Linked DNA regions of Homo sapiens: region 2 is linked to region 1. The links are chromatin contacts, found by Hi-C or POLR2A ChIA-PET in ENCODE. All regions are on one chromosome and are shown on one strand. Each heading gives the region's core, a stretch centred on a gene start or an enhancer-like site at or near the end of the contact. The rest is flanking DNA. Distances are from core to core; before and after follow the strand shown.

Region 1 (5,470 bases), core at 1,344-3,843:
TGGGAGGTGGAGGCAGGTGGATCACCTGAGGTCGGGAGTTCGAGACCAGCCTGACCAATATGGAGAAACCCCCGTCTCTACTAAAAATACAAAATTAGCCAGGCATGGTGGCGCATGCCTGTAATCCCAGCTACTCAGGAGGCTGAGGCAGGAGAATCACTTGAACCGGGAGGCAGAGGTTGTGGTGAGCTGAGATCGTGCCATCGCACTTCAGCCTGGGCAACAAGAGTGAAACGCCGTCTCAAAAAAAAAAAAAAAAAAAAAGTCTTAAGCTTTCATAAGCACATAATCAGATCTTTCCATCTTTCATGGGGACCGTTGATTGGTAAATTCTGTTTTATGTTACAAAAGAGCAAAGTGGCTGTGTTCTAATACAGTTCTAGTTTTGCAACAAAAGTCTTGTAAAATTTTATATTCTCATTATTAAACGTGGATTTTAAGGGGCAGCCTCCATGCCTTATGACAAAACTAAGTGATAAAGGAATGTGCTGGTCAATCTGTTTTATTGTATACTTGATACCTTTTATGGTTGCATTTCATTACCTGAAATTTGGGGAAAAAAGACTAGAAGCTTGGCTTTTAGGTCACTTTTTTTTTTTTTTTTGAGACAGAGTCTTGCTCTGTCACCCAGGCTGGAGTGCGGTGGCGCGATCTCGGCTCATTGCAACCTCTCCCTCCTGGGTTCAAGCGATTCTCCTGCTTTAGCCTCCTGAGTAGCTGGGACTACAGGCATGCACCACCATGCCCGGCTAATTTTTTTGTATTTTTAGTAAAGATGGGGTTTCACCACGTTGGCCAGGCTAGTCTGAAACTTCTGACCTCAGGTGATCCGCTCGCCTCGGCTTCCCAAAGTGCTGGGATTACAGGCGTGAGCCACTGCGCCCAGCTGCTTTTAGGTCACTTCTGATAGCCTTGTATTTCATTCTATTGCTTATGAGCTTTGTATTCTGCTTTTGTGTTTGTTTTACTTTTCAGTGAAAATAAATAAATAGCTCAAGTGGGATCTATGCTTTAGTTATGTAAAGAATAGATTGCAGCAACATGGAATCAGCTGGAGGCCATTATCCCAAGCGAATTAACGTGGAAACAGAAAACCAAATACAGCATGATCTCACTTATAAGAGGGAGCTAAACATTGAGTACACATGGACACAGAGATGGGAACAATAGACACGGGGTTTACTTGAGCGCGGAGGGTGAAAGGAGGGTGAGGAGCAGAAAACTACCTACCGGGTACTGTGCTCACTACCTGGGTGATGAAATCTTTGTACATCGAACCCCAGCAACACACAATTTACCCACATAACAAACCTGCACATGTACCCCCAAACCTAAAATAAAAGTTAGAAGGAAAAAAAAAAGAATAAAGAGAGAAGACTTCTTAGACTCCTTAATCATATTATTTTTGTTGTCTGGGTAAAGATGGCTGAGGCCTGATGGCCTGATAGACTGATAGAAAGACAGTTATGAATTTAGAATTTCTTCTCTTCTTTTGATCACTTCATTCAGCAAGTAACGAGAGACACATAAAACAAAATTCTAAGGACTAAGTTAAGCTCAATATTTAAAGTCCAAGAAAACTGTGAGTTAAAAACTGGATATTAGGCACTGAACAGGACAAGTAACATATTTCTTGTACTTTTAACTGCTTTTTCAAACAAATTAAAACGGATAGGAAGCTCTTGGGAAACTCTTTTCAGTCATTGCAAAAAAATAGCTCAACCTATCCTAATCTGGCAAAGATTTAGAGGGCCTAAATTCCTAAAAGCATTAGGGGATTTTTTTTCCCCCTAGTTCCCAAGTATGCTGTATAAGAGTAATTTCTGTGGCTGGTCACGGTGGCTCACGTCTGTAAATCTCAGCACTTTGGGAGGCTGAGGCAGGCAGAGCACCTGAGGTCAGGAATTTGAGACCAGCCTGGCCAACATGGCAAAACCCCGTCTCTACTAAAAATACAAAAATTAGCCAGGCATGGTGGCGCATGCCTGTAGTCCCAGCTACTCGGGAGGCTGAGGCAGAAGAATCGCTTGAACCCAGGAGGCAGAAGTTGCAGTGAGCCGAGATCGCACCATTGCACTCCAGCCTGGGCAACAGAGTGAGACTCAGTCTCAAAAACCAAAACAAAACAAAAGAATGATTTTTATTATACCAAATTCAGAGTTAAAACATCTTTATATTCATTTGATATACTCTATGAGTGCATTTGCAGCCTTTAAAAGAGACGGTTGCTTAAGCTGACACTGCAGAGCATTGCAAGAAGTGTTGATTAAAATCTCCACATTTGTTCTGAGTTTGTGAATTCCAAGGAGGTTGGCTAATAGCAAGTAGTGGCTCTTCCACAGCTACTCAGCCCTGGATCATGGCCACCTGTGTGTCATTCCTATGCAATGACTGTTGTTAATATTTTGGTGCATATCTTTCAAATCTTTTCCTTTCATTGTAGATATTTTTTAATTTGCAAAGTCGATCTCATAGCCTTACTTTCTATTTTATAATTTTTTTCACCAACAACATGTGATTGATTTTTTAAAAACCATGTTCAACACTGTAAGATTATTCATCATCTCTCCTAGTTATAACATAATTTATTAGTTTCCTGTTGTTGGACACTTAGGCTATTTTAAATTTTTGCCTAGTGTAAATATTGTTGTGATTCACATCCTTGAACTTAAATCTTTGGGTACAGCCTGATTATATTCTATAGATAAGTTTCTTGAAGTAATGTTACTGAGTCAAATGGCAAATGTTACCACCATGAGATAATCATTGGAAATAATCTGGTGCATATTTTTGCTCTGTTTTGAAAAATTAATGTGTATGTACACAAATGTAAGTTTATATAACCTTTTATTTATTTATTTATTTATTTATTTATTTAGAGACAGAGTCTCGCCCTGTTGCCCAGGTTGGAGTGCAGTGATACGATCTTGGCTCACCACAACCTCTGCCTCCCGGGTTCAAGCGATTCTCCTGCGTCAGCCTCCTGAGTAGCTGGGATTACAAGTATGTGCCACCACACACGGCTAATTTTTGTATTTTTAATAGAGACGAAGTTTCACCATGTTGGCCAGGCTGGTCTCAAACCCCTGACCTCAAGTGATCTGCCCACCTCAGCCTCCCAAAGTGCTGGGATTAGAGGAGTGAGCCACCATGTGCGGCCAGTTTATATAACTTTTATTTTATTTTATTTTATTTATTTATTTATTTTGAGACGGAGTCTCACTTTTGTTGCCCAGGCTGGAGTGCAATGGTGAGATCTCGGTTCACTGCAACTTTCACCTCCCTGGTTCAAGCGATTCTTCTGCCCCAGCCTCCCAAGTAGCTAGGATTACAGGCACACACCACCACCCCCAGCTAATTTTTGTATTTTTAGTAGAGACGGGGTTTCACCATGTTGACCAGGCTGGTCTTGAACTTCTGACCTCAGGTGATCCACCCGCTTCGGCCTCCCAAAGTGCTGGGATTGTAAGCATGACCCACTGTGCCTGGCCAACTTTTTATTTTTATTATTTATTTGGAGACAAGAGTCTCGCTCTGTCGCCCAGTCTGTAGTGCAGTGGCAGGATTTTGGCTCACTGCAACCTCCACCTCCTGGGTTCAAGAGATTCTCCTGCCTCAGCCTCCCGAGTAGCTGAGATTACAGGCGCATGCCACCACACCCAGCTAATTTTTGTATATTTAGTAGAGACCGGGTTTCATTATGTTGGCCAGGCTGGTCTCAAACTCCTGACCTCAGGTGATCCACCTGCCTCGGCCTCCCAAAGTGCTGGGATTACAGACGTGAGGCACCGCACCTGGCCTATATAACTTTTTTAAAAAGTTGTTGTGTTATGTATGGGGGGCTGTATTGAAGGTTTTTAAGCAGAGGAATGACATGATCTGATTTTCATTTTAGAAGAATCATTCTGGCTGCTATGCTTCAAATAGACTGCAGGGAGCAAAGATAGAAGAAAAGATAAAAGCAGGGAGTCTATTTCAGTAATCCAGGAGAGAGATAATAGTGGCTTGCAGCAGGAGACAGCAGTGGTGGGAGTGAATGGTGGTCAGATTCTGGATATATTTTTGCAGGAAGACAGATTGCACGTGGGGTATGAGAGAAAGAAAGGAGTTCAGATTAACTCCAAGTTTTTTAGATTTGAACAATGAAGGATGATGTTGACATCAAGTGACAGGGAAAAGGCTAAAGATGGAGCAGGTTTGGAAAGAGAAAAGAACAAGAGGTCAGTTTGGAGATAATAAGTTTGAGATATCAATTAAGTATCCACATGGAGATGTCCAGAAGGCTGTTGAATAGATGAGTCTGGAGTTCTGGAGTGAACAGGCAGGCATTAGAAATATAAATTTGGAAATTATTAGCATATGGATGGTTTGTAAAGCCAGGAGACTGAGTGAGATTACAAAGGGAGATACAGACAAAGAGAAGAGAACCAAGACTCAGAAGAAGGAGCATTTCAACATGAAGAGCACTTACCATGCACCAGGTAAGGTTCTATGTGCTTTGCATAGATTCTAGGTTGACTCGTTTAATGTCTAAAAGAACTCAGTGAAGAGGTATAGTTTAGTATAGAGGTTCCATTTAGCAGAGGAAGAATCAGAGGCACAGAAAGATTGTCAGTAAATGGATAAATTATTTCATGATATGAGTTGATAAATCAGTTTTACCTTCCTTATTGAATAATGCAAAGTTAATCTGAAATAAGTCATGTAAAATTTTTTTGCACAGGTTTTCTTCAGTATGTTTCAAAAATCTTAGTAGTACTAGAAGACATTTCAGTTATATTTTAAATAATTAGCATGACTAATCTGTTCAAAGTACTTTTCTTTCCAGCTGACAACACGTTTTAGGAAAGAAGATTGAAGGGGGTAAAGAAAAAATGCTTATGTTCAAATTAGAAAAAAGGAGAGCCATTTTTAGTGTTCAGCATTTCTAAAAGACACTGTCTTTAATTGCTTTCACATATATCTTCCTTAAGAACCATGCATTCTCTAATTATATTTAGGGATGGGAGAGGTAAATCAATAAAGAGAAATTGTCATTACTCCTACTACCTCACCCCATAATATATATTCAGAACTTCGCAAAGGGGCAGTTTCTAAGGCTATAACTTGTCCTTAACACAAATGTGCATTAGGCAGGGAAAGACAAAAAGCATGATGGTGGGGTAGTTCCTACAGAAGGCTTCCAGTTGAAAAAAATATTTCAAATCATCCCTTTGGTACTATGGATATTTTTATATCTTGAGACCAAGATACAGGATACATAAATTTGCAGTGCTCTCTTCTACCTTCTCCTCTTCCTTGGGAAAAAGGTTAATGTGAAAGGGGAGGTGGAAAAGGAGAATCTGCAAGACATTTTTTCAGGCAGATCAATTTTGGGAAAAAGGAGAAATAGAAGTTGAGGATCTGGAAATAAATTACCCATACCAGTTGTCCTTGGAAAGTCTTTACATATATTTGGGGATTCCTATAA
Region 2 (6,008 bases), core at 2,338-4,837, 100 kb after region 1:
GCACATACTTAACCTGCTTGGAAGCACTGGTGTGAAACAATTTTCCAGTTAATAATGAGTGTTCAAATTTCTTTATGTTGAACACAGTTCCTTATGTTTCAGTGGCCCATCTCATGGACTCAGGTACTGCCTGTTGCAATTTTTTACATGGATTGGTTTCTGCCTTTAGGAGCCTTTTTTTTTTTTAAATAAAAGAATTGTATGTGTTAATGTAGTAAAGTCTTCAAACATAATTTTGGCCTTTAAGGGATGTTTTTATACTCACTGGCCTATACCCGAGTTGTCACTCATGGCCTCTGCTAGCTACTTCACAGCTCCTGTGAAGGACACTGCTCTGCCCACAGCCCCTGCTGGGGAGAAAGCTCTCTGAGGACTGTGTCCTCCCTCTTCTCCTTTTCCTGGGGTGGCTGATTTGATTGGGATGGGACACCAGATAGCTACCTCTGTCATGGCCTTCCGTGGGAAAAACATGAGCCAAGCCAATTTGATTCTCTTGAGAATTTTAATTTAGGAAATCAGAAGGAAAAAGCCGTGGGAGCCGAAATTGAAAGAATGCCATGAACTAATGGCATGAGGACAGGCCTGCCAGGCAGTGACATGGCAGCAAACCCAGAGTCTGACAGCAAGAATTAATAGAAGTAGAAGAGAAGATGTGACAATTGCACGCGACAGAGAAAACTAAACACACAGAGAGAAGCCAAGTTAGGTTAATGGCAGAGGCCCAGGGAGAAGATCTCAGACATAGCTGTACTGTGAGTTTTTTCTCAAAGCAAGTTGCTCACATGTTTTCCTGGTCTCTTCGTAATTGTATTCTCATTATTTAAGGCTTTGCATTCAAAAGGTCCTAACTTAACAGCAGCTATATAGCATATGTAGTCCTTTCCTTTCCCATCGAAAGGATTACTCTCATTTTGTTCTTATTGCCTTAATACCTCTTCTGCAATTTAAAGTGATATAAATTTAACTCACTTTTTAGTACTATCTTCAAGTCTCCATATTCCATGCTGTGTTTTCCTGATAGCAGTAATTTATTTTCTTCTTTTTTTTGGAATATGTCTTCTATTGCACTCCTGTGAAATTTGCAAATCTGGACCCCTCCGTTCCTATGCAACACGGGCTGGTGATTTCTCTCAGATCTAGGGCATGGACTCCTTAGGGCAGCAGCCTCACCCTCTTTGTATTCGTACAGCACCATGGGCTGTGCTGAGCAAGTGATAGATGCCCAACAAGTCGTTGGTCGTTTCTTGTGGTTCATTTAGTTCTTATCATCGTGGCTTGTCTTGGATCACAAAAGAGGATGTTTTAGCCCTTTGCTAGGATGCATCTTTTTTTTTTTTTCCAAGCTTTAAATTTATTTGAAGGAAAATAAATATTAAAGAATTTGAGAGAAATGAGGGAGTTATACAGTAACTGTTGGCTTTGATTGGGAACTAAGTTTCTCATTTGTGCCGTGAATGTTGTTACTCCAATGGCAGAGGAGTGAACAAACTCATTTGTTAAGCGAGATGAACACCTGACAGCTAAATCCCTACTAATATTTGCTTTGGGCCCTAAGTGTATTCTGTGGTTAACAAGGTAACTTGTCTTGACATTACTCCCACATGTGGGAGTGTTTTTCTTTTGGTATTCCCTTTCTTAGCATATTTGGGAAACCACTTTATTTGCCAAGTTACTATATTTGCTACCAAAATGTTTGAATAATGCTGTGTTTTGTCATTGAGCGTAACTTCCATGATCTTTAAAAACAATGCTTTGAAATAGTGTTCTCATCTGTATATTGTTTCTCTTGTGTCCTAATTTCTTCTTTTTATAAGAACACAAGTCATATTGGAGCAGGGCCCATTCTTAATGACCTCATTTTAACTGATTACTTCTGTAAAGACCCTAGTTCCAAATAAGGACACATTCTCAGGTTCTGGGGGTTTGGATTTCAGTATATAAATTTGGGGAGAACACAGTTCAACCCATAATACAGAGGAACCACCACCCTACTAATTACCATAGCACCCATTAAACCAGGCTTTCTTGGCGTCGAAGCCAAGAAGCTTAAAAGATTTGTTTGCCCCTAGAGTCCACAGTCATTAGGTTGAGACTTCTGAGTCTCACTAGGTGTTGGCATAGTTACCAGAAAATCCTTAAAGGACCCTCCTCATCTCTCACCTGGATCAGGACAGGAGCCTCCTAACTTGTCACCCTGCTGCCGCCCTTGTCCACCTTCAGTCTGCTCTCAACACATCTCTGGGTTCCACTACTTCCTGGTTGTATGACCTTGGGCAAGTTGGGTAACCTGTGTCTGTGTCCTCTTCTGTTGTAGTGATAGTTAACCGAATCTACAAACGTAAAGTGATTAGTAGAGTACCTGATGTTATAAGGTGTGGTAGCCAGAATGGTGGCCCTCCAGTGATGTCCTGTCCTAATCATCCCTGGAACCTGTGAATATGTTATTTTACATGGCAAAAGGGACTTTCAGATGTGATTAAAGACCCTGAGATTATTGGCCGGAGGCGGGGGGCGGGGGGAGGAGGTTATCTTGGATTATCGTAGGGCCCATTGTAATCACAGTGGTCCTTAAAAGAGAGAAGAGATGTGATGACAGAAACAAAGGTCAGGCTGGGCACTGTGTCTCACACCTGTAATCCCAGCACTTTGGAGGGCCAAGGCAGGGGGATCACTTGACCCTAGGAGTTCAATACCAGCCTGGGCAATGTAGTGAGACCCCATCTCTACAAAAAATAAAAAAATAGGCGATAGGCGTGGTGGTGGTGGTTTCATGCCTGTAGTCCCAGCTACTCAAGAGGTTGAGGTGGGAGTTTCTCATGAGCCCAGGAGTTCAAGGCTGCAGGGAGCTATGATAGTGCCACTGCACGCTAGTCTAGGTGACAGAGTGAGACAGTCCTGCTGACACCTTGATTTTAGCCCCATGAGACTTCCCCCATTTTAGACTTCTGACCTCCAAAAACTGTTAGATAATAAGTTAGCGTTGTTGTAAGCCACTGCATTTGTGGCAATTTGTTACTACAGCAATAAGAAATGAATACGTAAGTGTCAGCTGTTTTATCTGGTTTTCCTGTTCCTACTGTAAATGAGATTTTCTTTAAACAGAGGAATCTGTGGCCAAAGACAGTTGGAAAATGAGTGGGCTAGGTGGTCGCCAGCATTCTCGTCCTATCTCCCATCCTGATGTGGCAGGTACTCTCTCCAGACAGTGCCTAGCCCCAGTAGTTTCTCAGCATTTGTGGAATGTTTAGGGAAGGCTGGATGGTGGTCTCCAGTGTGGAGCTGCCTGTGGGATTCTCTCCAGTCCCCACATCACTCCTGAAGGATTCTTCATAATTATTTGGCTATTTTGGTGTTTGGTTGTCTGTCATGTGCAATATTGGCCTTGAGCTCTGTGCTCCAGGTTTATGGGTTTCTTTTGGGGCCTATGCACCTTTGTGGGCTCTCCTTGTTTTCCTTTTACTCCATAAATTTGTCACTTCAAGTCATTCAAGTGACTTCAGATGTGTATTCTGTGATAAGAATTCATTACACAGACACCCCAGGCAAGCTGGACTCAGAGTTAGGGCCAGGAATGCTTTACCAGAATAGAGCCAGAGACAATGTTGGCCCATGAGCTGCTTCTGGAACAGCCTGTGATTTGGCCTTTAGGCCTAACCTAGCCCTGTGATGCATTCTGGGCTTATGAGTTGTTTGCAGCATTTTTTAAATCTAAAAAATGAGTTAGTTATTTGCTTTATTTTTTAACCTGTACAGAGAAGCCATAATGCCATTTTTGCATATAGTACCACTGCTGGTTTTGTAAAACAGGAAAACGTGAAGGAAAATATGAAGCTAGTCTACAATCCTAGAGGAATTTCATTTCACTTCCAAGTTACTTGGATTAATGTCAACATTATTTCACTGGCATGAAGGGTACTAAATTCTTAGAGTCTGTACCCTGTTCCTCTTTAGATAAAACATGAAAGAATTTTGGTGCGTGTTTTGATGTGCAGAGTCAGGGGCAGCTCCCTCAGCAGACCTTTGCGTAGTTGATAATCTAATTATGTGGCTCTCTACATAAAGAATATGAGCTTCCAGGTGCAATTTGTCTATTTTAAAAAGGGCTATGGAATCTATTATGATTTATAAAGAATCTTGTATTCAGATTTAATGAGTGACAAGAGTATATTTATTAACCATACCCTTTTTCTTTTCAAGCCCAGGATTATAGAACATGCTGCATTTCTAAAAGCATCCCCATTAGTGCTTTCGTTGCTGGGGTGGGAAGTTGTAGGAGTTAATAGTGACAACTTCATGACGAGGGCTCAGGCTTGTAACTTAAGGGGTTATCCTGCACTGACAGTGCTGCCTAGATGGGCAGTCAAGGTAGGGTGACCCAAACAGAGATGCTCCCCATCCCCCCAGCAGAGTGTCTGTTTGTCTAATATCTCATGGTCTTAACTAAAAATTGTTGATAAATAGGTGGCTCTGCTATAAGAAATAATTTTCTCAGTTGTAGAATCAAGGACAAGCAGTGGCAGTTCAGGCCAGAATCTGGAGGCTGTCCACACCTGAATTCAAAACGAGGTTGGCTCTCTCCATGTGGTATCCTACCTCTCAAACTCAGCACATCTCAAATATAACCCCTCATCTCTCAAACTGCTCCTAACCCTGGGAAGAATTAGATCACCTACATTGTCTCTCCTATTTGCCTGTGGATCAAGACACAAAAATTCAAGTCTGGAAGACTCTGAAGTGGCAAGTTCATTTGAAGGGTGCAGGTCACATTCATTCTTTTATGTTAGCTGTGCTTTTTGTGCACAGTCAGACTTGGCATTATCCACCAATATATAACAGCCTTGAGGGTATCTCAAGAGCAGTATTAATTCACAATACTCAGGAATTAGCAGGCAGAAGAGAATAGGGGGCATGGAGTTACAAATAAATGATTTTTCCATTTAATTGCAATTCTGCACTAGAGTCATTTAGAGAGCCTGATGGTTTCACACCAGTTGAGATCTGGGCAAAAGGACCTGGGAATAACGTGAAATCTCTTGAAAGATTGAATGGTGTAATGGAAAGGACATTGGTGGGAGTCTGAGAAACCAGGGAGTTGATCCTTTGCCTCCAGGACTTATTACCAGCAGTGTAAAGAGGTCTGTGACTTGACTGAGTCACTAAACTATCTCTGAACCTATTTTTTTTTCTTCTTCTTTTTCTTTTTTTTTTTTTTAAAGGTAACAGCAACACCTACCCTGCTGGTGTATTAAGAATAATTGAAATAATATTTGTAAGTCAATTAGCGTAGAGCAGGCGCTCAATAAAGGTTAGTTGGTTAGGCTGGGCGCGGTGGCTCACGCTTGTAATCCCATCACTTTGGGAGGCCGAGGCAGGTGGATCACCTGAGGTCGGGAGTTCAAGAGCAGCCTGACCAACATGGAGAAACCCCATCTCTACTAAAAATAAAAAAATTAGCTGGGGGTGATGGCATATGCCTGTAATTCCAGCCACTTGGGAGGCTGAGGCAGGAGAATTGCTTGAATCCGGGAGGCGGAGTTTGCGGTGAGCTGAGATCTTGCCATTGCATTCCAGCCTGGGTGACAAGAGTGAAACTGTCACCAAAAAAAAAAAAAAAAAAAAGTTAGTTTGTTAGTTTCCTCTATTCTCCCTGCCCTGCATCTAACCCAGGCAGAGATGTTGCTGGTCTTTGTAACTAACTTAGTCAGAAACTGCTTGAGTTTTATGTGCAATGATATTGGAAAGAAAATACATTTAATGGACTGCATTAAGTTTAGCAAACTGCCTTATGCTTTTGTTTTGAAAAGAAGAAGACATCTATAAAATATGAACTGCATGGGAAAATAAATTTAAAATGTATAAAGTAATGGAAAGGAAATTACATTTATAATTATTAAAAGAAATAGAATATGGTGTGGTCAGATTTTTAACAGTGGAAATTTTGCATAATGAACTCTGGTAAAACCCTAAGAGGAGATCACCAGAAAGGGGAAAATGAGTGATAGAAATGC

The links. Hi-C counts contacts between places; a loop is a spot of excess contacts on that map. ChIA-PET counts read pairs that join two places held with the same protein, here RNA polymerase II (POLR2A). Pooled maps may share reads with other maps.
Region 2: a map of ascending aorta shows a loop between it and region 1 (1.9-fold over the local background). The contact joins two enhancer-like sites. A Hi-C loop is called at or near these places in 1 of 168 maps with a recorded cell type or tissue (ascending aorta), 1 of 37 single-sample maps with no recorded cell type and 6 of 50 pooled maps. POLR2A ChIA-PET finds 5 or more read pairs at or near these places in 4 of 52 experiments (CD4-positive, alpha-beta T cell, GM12878, MCF 10A and 1 more).

What each region holds. Positions count from the first base shown.
Region 1 is chr4:147,712,343-147,717,812 of GRCh38, forward strand. No RefSeq gene overlaps it. Among named protein-coding and RNA genes, the nearest start is that of ARHGAP10, 17 kb to the right of the region's middle. Within about 2 kb of position 2,594, at least 3 of the 41 ENCODE cell types and tissues checked have a DNase peak (open chromatin) inside an H3K27ac peak, as active enhancers do.
Region 2 is chr4:147,812,967-147,818,974 of GRCh38, forward strand. The region is part of intron 1 of ARHGAP10 (Rho GTPase activating protein 10); the gene reads left to right. Among named protein-coding and RNA genes, the nearest start is that of MIR4799, 33 kb to the left of the region's middle. Within about 2 kb of position 3,588, at least 8 of the 41 ENCODE cell types and tissues checked have a DNase peak (open chromatin) inside an H3K27ac peak, as active enhancers do.